2 separate regions of the Homo sapiens genome follow, and region 2 is linked to region 1. A link is a contact called in ENCODE Hi-C or POLR2A ChIA-PET data. All regions are on one chromosome and are shown on one strand. The core of a region is the stretch at or near the end of the contact, and the rest is flanking DNA. Distances in the headings are between cores, read along the strand shown.

What was found. Hi-C counts contacts between places; a loop is a spot of excess contacts on that map. ChIA-PET counts read pairs that join two places held with the same protein, here RNA polymerase II (POLR2A). Pooled maps may share reads with other maps.
Region 2: a map of CD4-positive, alpha-beta memory T cell shows a loop between it and region 1 (30-fold over the local background). The contact joins the promoter of ADAR here to the promoter of ILF2 in region 1. A Hi-C loop is called at or near these places in 1 of 168 maps with a recorded cell type or tissue (CD4-positive, alpha-beta memory T cell) and 6 of 50 pooled maps. POLR2A ChIA-PET finds 5 or more read pairs at or near these places in 1 of 52 experiments (HepG2).

What each region holds. Positions count from the first base shown.
Region 1 is chr1:153,668,611-153,674,357 of GRCh38, forward strand. ILF2 (interleukin enhancer binding factor 2) reads right to left here and starts at 2,383. Exons shown (of 14, transcript NM_004515.4): 1 at 2,308-2,383; 2 at 1,561-1,620; 3 at 1,226-1,268. The coding sequence starts at 2,312. TRX-CAT1-1 (tRNA-iMet (anticodon CAT) 1-1) reads left to right here and starts at 2,640; the gene lies at 2,640-2,711. RefSeq lists a silencer at 2,403-2,782 and enhancers at 2,823-2,962, 3,513-3,592, 3,603-3,652.
Region 2 is chr1:154,605,776-154,611,917 of GRCh38, forward strand. It overlaps ADAR (adenosine deaminase RNA specific), which reads right to left and starts at 2,411. Exons shown (of 15, transcript NM_001111.5): 1 at 2,217-2,411. The coding sequence starts at 2,231. RefSeq lists a silencer at 2,185-2,294 and enhancers at 2,295-2,684, 3,354-4,347, 4,431-4,510.

The sequences.
Region 1 (5,747 bases), core at 1,133-3,632:
AGATTGTTTTTTCTATTACTACGACAGAAAAAGGTTAAAAACAGAAAATTCTACACTTGTTTTTACTGCTTAATTTGTTCAATTAGCTGGGCGTGGTGGCTCACACCTGTAATCCCAGCTACTTGGGAGGCTGAGGTGATAGCTGGGCGTGGTGGCTCACACCTGTAATCCCAGCTACTTGGGAGGCTGAGGTGAGAGAATCCCTTGAACACAGGAAGCGAGGTTGCAGTGAGCCAAGATCGCGCCATTGCAACTCCAGCCTGGGCAACAGAGTGAGACCCTGCCTCAAAAAAAAAAATTTATTCAAAGGCCAGGCACAGTGGGTCACGCACACCTGTAATCCCAGCACCGTGGGAGGCTGAGGTGGGCAGATCACTTGAGGTCAGGAGTTCAAGATCAGCCTGGGCAACATGGTGAAACCCCGTCTCTACTAAACAGACATACAAAAATTAGCTGGGCATGGTGGCAGGTGCCTGTAATCCCAACTACTCAGGAGGCTGAGGCAGGAGAATCGTTTGAACCCTGGAGGCAGAGGTCCTGATTCCTCTGCCTCCCAGGTTCAGTGCAGTGAGCCAAGATTGCACCACTGCACTCCAGCCTGGGTGACAGAGTGAGACTGTCTCAAAAAAAATAAAAAGTTCAAACAAGGATAAAAGCTGGAATAGCCATAATTTAAGCTATCACTATCTTTATAGTAACAGATATACCATAAATACAATTACTTGTTCAGAACAAAGATTATAATCATGTTTAATGCCAACAGTAGCCAAGGAATTATTCTCCCCACCATGCTTACACTGTTTCTGTATGTAAAGCAACACACAGTTGACTCAAAACCCCAAATCTTTTCACAAATCACTTTCCCTCCCTATTTCAACCATCTTTTTTTTTTTGTAGTGGTGCCATCTTGGTTCACTGCAACCTCCGCGTCCCGGGTTCAAGCAATTCTCCTGCTTCAGCCTCCCAAGTAGCTGGGATTAGACACATGCCCAGCCAACTTTTTTATTTTTAGTAGAGACGGGGTTTCACCATATTGGCCAGGCTAGTCTCAAACTCCTGACCTTCAGGTAATCCATCTGCCTCGGCCTCCCAAAGTGCTGAGATTACAGGCGTGAGGCACTGTGTCTGCCCTCTTCAACCACCATCTAACTTCATTAACTGGGAGATACTGGGCTCCATTTCAACAGTGACCAGAAAATGTGTATCATTAACCCAAGGTACTCACCAAATAGAAGTCAAATGGGATATGTGGTACAAAGGGCCTGAACCTAAAACATGAAAAACAGCCAAATTATTCCCTAGGTAGGAATCAAGCGAGATGTAAATAACACGCCAACAATTTTGAAAACATGTCAGTCCTCAGAATGAGTGACAAAGTCTCCGGGGAGGGAAAGAATCATTCTTAGCATAGTGGGGCCAAATTCATTTAACAGGAGTGCAGGAAAAGACCACAGTTGGCTCTCGCAAAACCAAGTGACATTAGTCTACTCTAAAACTCCTATTTAGATGACAAGCAGAAACTAACAACCAAGTGCAGAGATGCTAAAAGCTGGTACTCACCCTCCTCCTGGGCCTCCTCTGGAACCAAAGCGCCCACCACGACCACGGCCTCTGTCACCCCTAGAAATGCAGATTTTATTTTGACCTCATTGAAGGAATACCCACCGGCCATATCATCTTAGGTTGGCTACTTTCATCCCTCGGAACCTCCCAACGGTAGGCAAGAGACCCCACTCACACTTACACTTGTCCCCATTCCAAATGGTGCCCAGTTACACCCCCATAACCTCCTCTAAGTTAATCCAACCCCCATCAAGTAATGATGGGGCTCAGTGAGCCCTACACTTAATAACCCATAATCCTGGGCCACACGAATCCTAATACTTCGGAGGCTAAAGATTGCTCATTTCTTCACTAAGGTACACATTTATCGGGCGTGTCCTAATGTCAAGGCCTTCGCACTGAGGATGAATGCGGCTCGCTCCAGCATTCTCAGCCCGGATGACGGGGGCGGGGGAAAGGTGGGGAGCTCCTCCAGGGGCTTGAGGACACCCCCTCATCGCAACCCTTCAGAGACAAAGGTGTCGAACCCCCCTCCCCACTCCTGGGCCCGAACCCCATCCCGGGCCCAAGTTTCCCCGCCTCTACCGGCCTCCATCTCTCCCACTATCCTAGACCAGGAGTTCTCAGGTTTTTGGCCAGCCCCCGGATACATGGCCCTTTCTGATACTCCGACTTCTTTCGGCCCACGTTCACAAAGTTTTCCGTCGAATACCTGAAACCTTTCGACCGCTTCGACCCACTTACCTCATGGCGCCTTAAAACACGAACAATGGAGGCCGCACCAACCGCCCCTTCCTCTGAGTAGCAGACAACTGAAGAGGCGTCTTGCCGGCGTGTCCCAATAAAACCCGGTGCGATTGGCTCCCGCCTTACCCCATCGCTTATGCCTATTGGCTTACTTTGTCAAACCGGGCTTATGAACCAATAAAAAACGCCTACTGTGTCAGGAACTAGCCAATAAGAACTGGTTCTATAGTAATGACGAATTTTTGATCAGACATTAGGTGGCACTAAAGAAGTCAGGACAACGACTACGTAGTGTTCTATAACAATCATGAGAAATTTTAGTTCTAGATAGCAGAGTGGCGCAGCGGAAGCGTGCTGGGCCCATAACCCAGAGGTCGATGGATCGAAACCATCCTCTGCTATCGGAGTTTTTTCATTGCCCTGTACGGCATACGTAATCTACGTTTCTTTAGTGAAGGAAAATATCTTGCCAATTTTCCTACCTCAAAAATGCAACCAATATCAGCTATTTTTGCCACTAGCAGTTGAAGTTGATGGGGAAAAGGGAGTTTAGGCAACTATGAACACTGCACGTCTACAAACTCGAAGCAGGAGAAACAGGTTTTAGATAGGAGAGGAGTATATTGATTGAATTAGTGTGGAAAACATGGTTTTCCATGTCCATGGAAACAGGTGATCCACCCGCCTCAGCTTCCGAAAGTGCTGGGATTACCGGCGTGAGCCACAGCGCCCAGCTTGGTTACATAAATTCTTTAGTGGTGATTTGTGAGATTTTGGTGCACTCATCACCCGAGCAGTATACACTGAACCCAACTTGTAGACTTTTATCCCTCACCTACCTCCCTTCCATAAGTACTTTTTCGATATTTAATTTACTACAGCAGAACGTAAACATCTTAAGTCTAAACGTATTCTGGCCACGTAACCACCATCCAGATTAAAATAAATATTATTAATTTTTAAAAAACAAGCAAACAAAAAGCGGACCGAGTGCGGTGGCTTGTGGCCACCCAGCACTGTGGGAGGCCGAGACGGGTGGATCACCCGAGGTCAGGAGTTCGAGATCAGCCTGGCCAACATGGTGAAACTCCGTCTCTACTAAAAATACAAAAATTAGCCGGCGTGCTGGCGGGCGCCTGTAATTCCAGTTACTCAGGAGGCTGAGGCAGGAGAATCTCTTGAATCCGGGAGGCGGAGGTTGCAGTGAGCTGAGATGGCGCCACTGCACCCCAGCCTGGGCGATAGAGGGAGACTCCGTTTAAAAAAAAAAAAATCTTACTTGAGGTTTGTTGAGCTTCTTGAATCAATGGCTTCAGGTTTGTCGTCCATTTATTAAATTTATCAGCTATTATCTCTTCAAGTATTAGTTTTACCTATTATTTCCCTCGTTCCTGAACTCCAAATAAAGACGGGTTAGACTTTTCCCCCAGTAATCTCTTTGTCTCTTACCCTCTCTTCTATTATTTCATTTTATTTAGACACAGGGTCTCACTCTGTTGCCCAGGCTGGAGTGCAGTGGTGCACCATCATAGCTCACTGCAGCCTCAACCTCCTGGCCTCAAGAGACTCTCCCATTTCGGCCTCCCTAGTAGTTGGGACTACTCAAAGGCACAGGCCACACCACTCCGAGCTAATTTTATTTTTTTTTTTGAGATGGAGTCTCCCAGGCTGCAGTGCAGTGGCGCTATTTCAGCTCACTGCAACCTCCGCCTCCCCGGTTCAAGCGATTCTCCTGCCTCAGCCTCCCGAGTAGCTGGGACTACAGGCGCCCGCCACCACGCCCAGCTAATTTTTTTTTTTTTGTATTTTTAGTAGAGACGGGGTTTCGCGGTGTTAGCGAGGATGGTCACCATCTCTTGATCTAGTGATCTGCCCGCCTCGGCCTCCCAAAGTGCTGGGATTACAGACGTGAGCCACCATGCCCGGCCCTGCCCAGCTAATTTTTGTATTTTTAGTAGACATGGGGTTTCACCATGTTGGCCAGACTGGTCTCAAACTCCTGACCTCAGGTGATCCTCCTGCCTCTGTCTCCTAAAGTGCTGGGATTACAGGTGTGAGCCACCTCCTTTGGCCCCGGGCTTACTTATTTATTTATTTTTGTAGAGATGGGGTACTTTATATGTTGTCAAGGCTAGTCTTTGTTTTGTTTTTGTTTTTGTTTTTGTTTTTGTTTTTGTTTTTGTTTTTTTTGAGACAGAGTTTCGCTCTTGTTGCCCAGGCTGGAGTGCAATGCGTGATCTTGGCTCACAAACTCTGCCTCCCAGGTCCAAGTGATTCTCCTGCCTCAGCCTCCCGAGTAGCTGGGATTACAGGCATGCACCACCATGCCTGGATAATTTTGTATTTTTAGTAGAGACAGGGTTTCTCCATGTTGCTCAAGCTAGTTTCGAACTCCCAACCTCAGGTGATCCACCCACCTCGGCCTCCCAAAGTGCTGGGATTACAGGCATGAGCCACTGCAAAGGCCTTTTACCCTCTCTTTTTATGCTTTTCATTCCTTTTTATCCATTCTTCATTTTAGGTAGTTTCTGCTGTCCTTTCTTCCAATTTATTACTTGCTCCTCAGTTTAGTCTAACATAGTATTAAATCTATCATTTGGTTCTTAATTTTGGTCTTTTAATATTTTGGGTCTGTATTATTATTATTTTTGAGACAGGGTCTCACTCCTGTTGCCCAGGCTGGAGTTCAGTGGCATAAACACAGCTCACTGAAGCCTCAACCTCTTGGGCTCAAGCGATCCTCCTGTGTCAACCTCCAGAGTAGCTCGGACTATAGGCATATGTCACCACACCCAACTAATTTTTTAATTTTTGGTAGAGATAAGGTCTCACTATGTTGCCTAAGCTGGTCTCCAACTCCTGGGCTCTAGTGATCCTCACCTCAGCCTCCCAAAGTTCTGGGATTACAGATGTGAGGCACCAAGCAGGACCTTAGATTTTCTATTTATTCTACTCCCAGGTTGCCCCTAGGAGTGCAGCCTTTTGAGATCCTAGCCCAAAACACGAAGGTGGTTTACCAAGGTTATCACCTTTGGGGACATTTGGACTCCTTTTTTTTTTTTTTTTTTTGAGAGTGAGTTTCCCCCTATTGCCCAGGCTGGAGTGCAGTGGCGCAATCTCGGCTCACTACAACCTCTGCCTCCTGGGTTCAAGTGATTCTCCTGCCTCAGCCTCCCGAGTAGCTGGGCTTACAGGCATGCACCACCACGCCTGGCTAATGTTTGTATTTTTAGTAGAGATGGGGGGTCTCACCATCTTGTGCAGGCTGGACTTGAACTCCTGATCTCATGATCCATCCATCTCAGCCTCCCAAAGTGCTGGGGTTACAGGCATGAGCGACCGTGCCTGGCCCTTTTTCTTTTTTTTAATTTAAAAAAATTGAAATGGGGTCTCGCTCTGTTGCCCAGGCTGGTCTGAAACTCCTAAGCTCAAGCCAT
Region 2 (6,142 bases), core at 1,161-3,660, 940 kb after region 1:
ACAGAGTGAGTGCTGGCTCCCAGAGCTGAATTATGGGACTTAGGGGTTCTCCTATTAGCTCTTTGAGTGACCTTGGGAAAAAAAAATTGTGTTTCAAAGTGGCTAGAGTCAGTTAAAAGCTAAATGTTTTTTAAACTGCTACTCTTGGCCCAAATCTGGAAAATATTTTAATGTCTGTCTATAGAAGAATTAAATTATGAAACATTCATTCTATGGAATAGTACTCACACGGTTATTTTTTTTCTTGTGAGACGGAGTCTCGCTCTGTTGCCAAGCTGGAGTGCAGTGGCATGATCTCGGCTCACTGCAATCAGGCTGGAGTGCAGTGTGATCTCAGCTCACTGCAATCTCCGCCTCCCGGGTTCAAGTGATTCTCCTGCCTCAGCCTCCGGAGTAGCTGGGATTACAGGCGCACGCCACCACACCCAGCTAATTTTTGTATTTTTAGTAGAGATGGGGTTTCACCATGCTGGCCAGGATGGTGTCGATCTCCTGATCCGCCCTCCTCGGCCTCCCAAAGTGCTGGGATTACAGGCATGAGCTACCACGCCCGGCCAGTTATTTTATTTTTTTAAAATGTGTCATATCTATTTGTATTCACCTGGGGATAATTTAGGAATCATATAATGTTCAATAAAACAACAAAAAGTTGTAGAATAGTATGTACATTATAATTTTTTTCCCTAAACAAAAAGAGAAAATCCATGAATGTGTATGTGTGCGCACAATGGAATGAACACAGAGAAAAGAAAGGAGATGTAAGTTTGCTAAGGATATCTTAGGGCAGTAGGGTTAGAGGGAGAGGAGGAGATTATTAATCTTTCTTTTTGCCCCCCTTAAATCCCCTAAACACCAAGCCACCGTTGAGTACAGCCATTTGGAAAGCTACGGAATAGGAGAGCAAGAAAGTGAGCAAGCAACCCACAGTGATCCTTTCTAAATCTCTCAGCATCACCTCTATGCAAATTACATAACAACTCATTTAACATTCATTGCCTCCCAGATTTCACTTTAATCTGGTCTCACATATTTAGGATCAAGAGATAAGCACTACCCCCTTTGCCTTTACCACACAGGTTCCACAGTGCAATACACTGACACCTGTGCAGAAATGCTTTTCCTTCAAGTTAGGCGTCCTTAATCCTTTCAAAGGAGTGCTTAAAAAAAAAAAAATATATATATATCTTAACAAAATTGAGGTATATAATTTAGATACAGTAAAATTTATCCTTTTAAGTGTATAAATCTATGAATTTCGACAATCGCCACCACAATCAAGATATAGAACATTTCTATTTCCCTAAAAAGCTTTTTCATGCCACTCAACAATCAATTTCTTCCACGATACCCAGTCCCTGGCACCCACGGATCCACTTTCCATCCCTATAACTGTGGTTTTTTTTTTCCAGAATGTCATATAAATGGACTCATACAGTATGCAGCCTTTTGAGTCTGGCTTCTCGTGCTTAGCATAACGCACTTGCGAGTCACCCGTGTTGTTACTTGTAACAGTATTTCCTCTTCACTACTAAGCAGTATCCCATTATGTGGATGTATTTCAGTTTATCTGTTAACCTGCTGAAGGCCATTTGTGTTTTCCCAGTTTTTAGCTATAAAGTGGTTAACAAGCTTTCTCCTACAGCTTAAGTGCCATTTTTAACTCCCAGAAGGCCTTCAGGAGGTGGATAAGGTGAGCTGAGGATAGTGTGCGCTGCTCAAAGTCCGAACGTTGTTCAAGTGGGGCTAAAGCGGGGGTAGGGGGTTCCACAAGGGGCCCTAGCAGAAAGGGAGACGATGTGTCTGCCTTGACATGGGCTCAGGCCTTCCTACTCAGACGGGGGCGCATTTTCCCCCAAGCCCTCTTCACGCACTGCTCCATTCTGCAGAATTAATGAGCAGGATACAAATTCACAAATTCCTAAACCAGCAATGCTGCTTGGCAAGACTACACACACACGCACACACACACACACACACTCTCACAAGACGCACAAATTCCTAAACCAGCAATGCTGCTTGGCAAGACGACACACACCCACACACACACACTCACAAGACGCACAAATTCCTAAACCAGCAATGCTGCTTGGCAAGACGACACACACACACACACTCTAACACTCACAAGACGCACACGCTACGCACTGCAACACAAAGCCTGTGAGGTTGTAAACGAACCCAGACGGCGGCGAAGGTCCAAGGCCGGCCCGGCTTACCTGCCGCGGATTCATTGCGCCCGCGAGGCATTGCCCGGCCCGACCCGCCGGCGGCACGACCCTGGCCCGACCGCTGGGCCGCGCCAGCCCCTCGAGGCCCCCACGCCTCCGCTACTCCGCACTGGAAGTGGCCCCGGGGCGTCGGCACGGGAAACTCCGCGGGTCTGCGCGCCGGGCCCAAGATGGCTCCGGTTCAATTTCGCTTTCGTTTCCTCGGAAAGCCTTCCCCTCCGGAAAGTTTGGCCAAGAGGAGGGGCTTGAGCAAATCTTGCGCCACGCTTGGTTTCAGGCCGGTTACAAGTCGAACCCCTCCGCTGCATGAGAACTACGGAAGGTACTTTTTTTTTTTTTTTTGAGGCGGAGTCTCGCTCTTTTTGCCCAGGCTGGAGTGCAATGGCGCAATCTCGGCTCACTGCAACCTCTGCCCCCCGGGTTCAAGCGATTCTCCTGCCTCAGCCTACGGAGTAGCTGGGATTACAGGCGAGCGCCATCACTCCTGGCTTTTTTTTTTTTTTTTTTTTTGTATTTTTAGTAAGAACAGGGTTTCACCACGTTAGCCAGGGTGGTCTCGAACTCCCGGCTTCAAGAGATCCGCCCACCTCGGCCTCCCAAAGTGTTGGGATTACAGGCGTCAGCCCCCGCGCCCGTCCGGTACTGTTTAGGAAAACCGCCGTTTCAGTACTGAGCTCCTAATTCCCCGCACAGGCCGTAGGCAGGAATACACGAATAGAGCAAAAGGAAAACAAAGGCACACAAAACCTCAGGCCAGAAACAGCATGACGCCCGGTCCTCCCTCTCTCCGCGCCAGCGCGGTGGTGGCCGCGTCTCCAATGTGGAGGGGGGGGGGAGGGGATGGGCGGGAGCGCAGATCTCGTCAAACGACCAAGGTCCCCACCGTGGGACCTTGTTAATGCTCCTACTATGTTATAAACTTAAGCAAGCAGATGCCAGCCAGTAAAAAGTACCAAGAGTAGCAACAGCAGCAGTGAACAATTTAGGATCTAGGTCATAAAAACTACCCCACCAGGCAAATGGTTAAGTACTTTACATGTATTATCTCCCTTAATCTTCACAACAGCCCTCCAAGGTAGGCATTATTCCCACTTTGCAGGTGTAGAAACCGAGGCTTGACTAAGGCCACGCTGCTGCCAAATCCAGGTCTGAAGGCTTTAGTAAAGCTCAGTCTTCAGCGCTTCTCTACACTCATTCAAATTACACCATTACTTTCAAAAAGATAACTTTTGTTATCTAGAGGGACAAAAGTCAAATTTGCTTCATGGTCAGGCTTCTCTAACTGCTGGATTTTTGTTCAAGGTATCTGGGAAACGATTATTCTAGGGTTCAACACCATCCTCACCTGTGAGAATGTTCTTTCCCTGTGTTTAATCTTAATTTTACCCCCATGCTTATGAAATTACAAGGCAGTCCCTTTATAGCAGTATCTCCAGCTGATGCCCTTTCATGGTGTTAGTCACTCCAAATTAACATTCCCTTGCAGGCTGGGCTCTGTCTTCCTTCTGGGCCTTTGCACATTCTATTCGTTGGCCTAGCATGCACCTCCTCCACGGCTTCCCGTGAATCAACCTTTCAAATTTACAAGGGAGGCCTTCCCCACAGCAGGTAGGGGGAGAGGAGGGGGAGCAGGTGCTGTTTGTGGTTTCCTACTCCATGCTTCTCGAGTTACTGGGCGCCTACCCCTAATAGGGCACTTGCACACTGCGCTAAAAACGCCCCATTCGATCATTTAACAAAACTTTACTAAGCACCTAATTATGTGGCAGATACTGTGTTAAGCACCCAGGATATGACACAAATAAGAGCGCCATCCTTTAGCTAGTCTGCTAGGGAAGATGGATGCCTCAGTAATCACAATTATCATGTACTTCTTGTTCATATATCTGCCTCTAGAATTGTCAAGTCATCTCCTCGGGGGCAGGAAGCATGTTTTGTATCCTTATATTCGCCTTCAGAGGGCTGGTTAGTTGAAAGAATAACAGACCCCTCAGTAGGTATAACAATGGGCAAAAACAATCGAAAGACAACTTCACAGGAGATAAAAAATATCAAACATATGAAAAGGTTCTCAACCCCATCACATCAGAGAAATGCACAGTATAGCTACAGTGAGCTACTGTCCATTCACCAGACAGACAGCATTAGCCATCTGATTAGACCAGGTGGCAGCAAGGATGCAGAGCAGCTCTTAGTCACTACAGGAAACCAGTTTACCATTATCTAGAAAGGTAATGGTAAACCCCAAGAAGTTCATGGTTGCATTATTTGTAATTAATAGCCCCCAAACTGGAAACAACCCAAATGTCCATCAAAAGTAAAATGGATAAATGGTGGCATATGCCCATGATGGAATACAATACAGCAACAAAAATGAAAGATCTACGCATGCAACAAGGTAGCTAATTATCTAAATATGATACTGAGTGGGAAAAGCCATATGTATACTATATGATCCCACTTACAGAAAGTCCCAAGCCAGGCAAAACCAAACTATAGTATGCTCTGCATAAAAGACAAAATGAGGCCGGGCGCAGTGGCTCATGCCTGTAATCCCAGCACTTTGGGAGGCCGAGGTGGGCGGATCACGAGGTCAGGGGATCGAGACCATCCTGGCCAACATAGTGAAACCCCATCTCTACTAAAAGTACAAAAAATTAGCTGGGCATGGTGGCGTGTGCCTGTAGTCCCAGCTACTGGGGAGGCTGACGTGGTAGAAACGCTTGAAGCAGGGAGTCGGAGGTTGCAGTGAGCCAAGATTGTGCCATTGCACTCCAGCCTGGAGACAGAGCAAGACACCGTCTCAAAAAAAAAAAAAAAGAAAAAAAAAAAAAAAAAGACAAAATTGTGGTTAATCACTTCTAGGGAGAAAGGTGGGAGTTTTGACTGGGAAGAAATCTTTTGGGTACCGGTGATGTTCTAGCTCTTGACTTGGGTAGTGGCTACATATGTTTGCTTTCCAATAATTTCATTATACATTTACGTTTTATTCATGTTTCTGTATATATATGCTGTATTTCACAAATTTAAAAGGTAAAAACAAACAAGAACCACAACAAACTCTTGCTGTTGCAATTCCAGTCCACTTCCCCATGTTTTTTTTCCTCCGTTTAAGTAACAGGAGTTATATCTTACCTCTGCTTTCTTGTCTTCAGGCAAGACAATCTGAAAGCCTTTACCCTTCTTCAGAAATGATCCAGAAAAGCTTTAATCACAACTACTGTGCGAGGGAAGCTGCACCGCTGCTCCCCCCACCCCTTTTAATCTAACATAGGACACAGTGGCAAAGCAGTGAACTTTCCTCAACAGAAGGTCAGTTTATGCCTTGAAAGAACAACAACTCCTATTGTCATTTAATCTTAGCAGCTCAAGTAACTGCAGACAGTCTTATTCATAAACGTTTCATCTCCTCCCCCTCAGTAATTGTTTTAACTCCCCCATGGTTGTGAGGTGATGATGTCTTTTTTTTTTTAACTGTTCTATTGTAGGAACTTGACGAGTTGGATGAAAGTCTTTAAAAAAATTAACCAAAAATAATAGGTTTATTTCAGAAAATACAGACAAGCAAACACAATAAAAATCACCCATTGTTAATTCATCATTCATCCGTGCCTACCCTTCGAGCATTTTCCCTGTGCGTAACTTCCCCGTGCGTAACGGCACTGCCAACACATGGGTGGTCAGTCCTCTCAAGGGAGGAGCTCTTCCTATAAAGAATGGCTCACCTCCCCAGGGGCCTGTGAAATGACCCCAGATGTATCTATACCACCTAGGTCTACTTATTAAAAACCACCTAAATGATTAAGAGTTACTGTCTAAAAATGAAGTACTCAGAAACTCAGTATTCTCAGAAGTCTGGCTTCCACATAGCAGTGCCAAGCTCTAGCTCTATAGGTGCATTCAGGGGGTGAGAC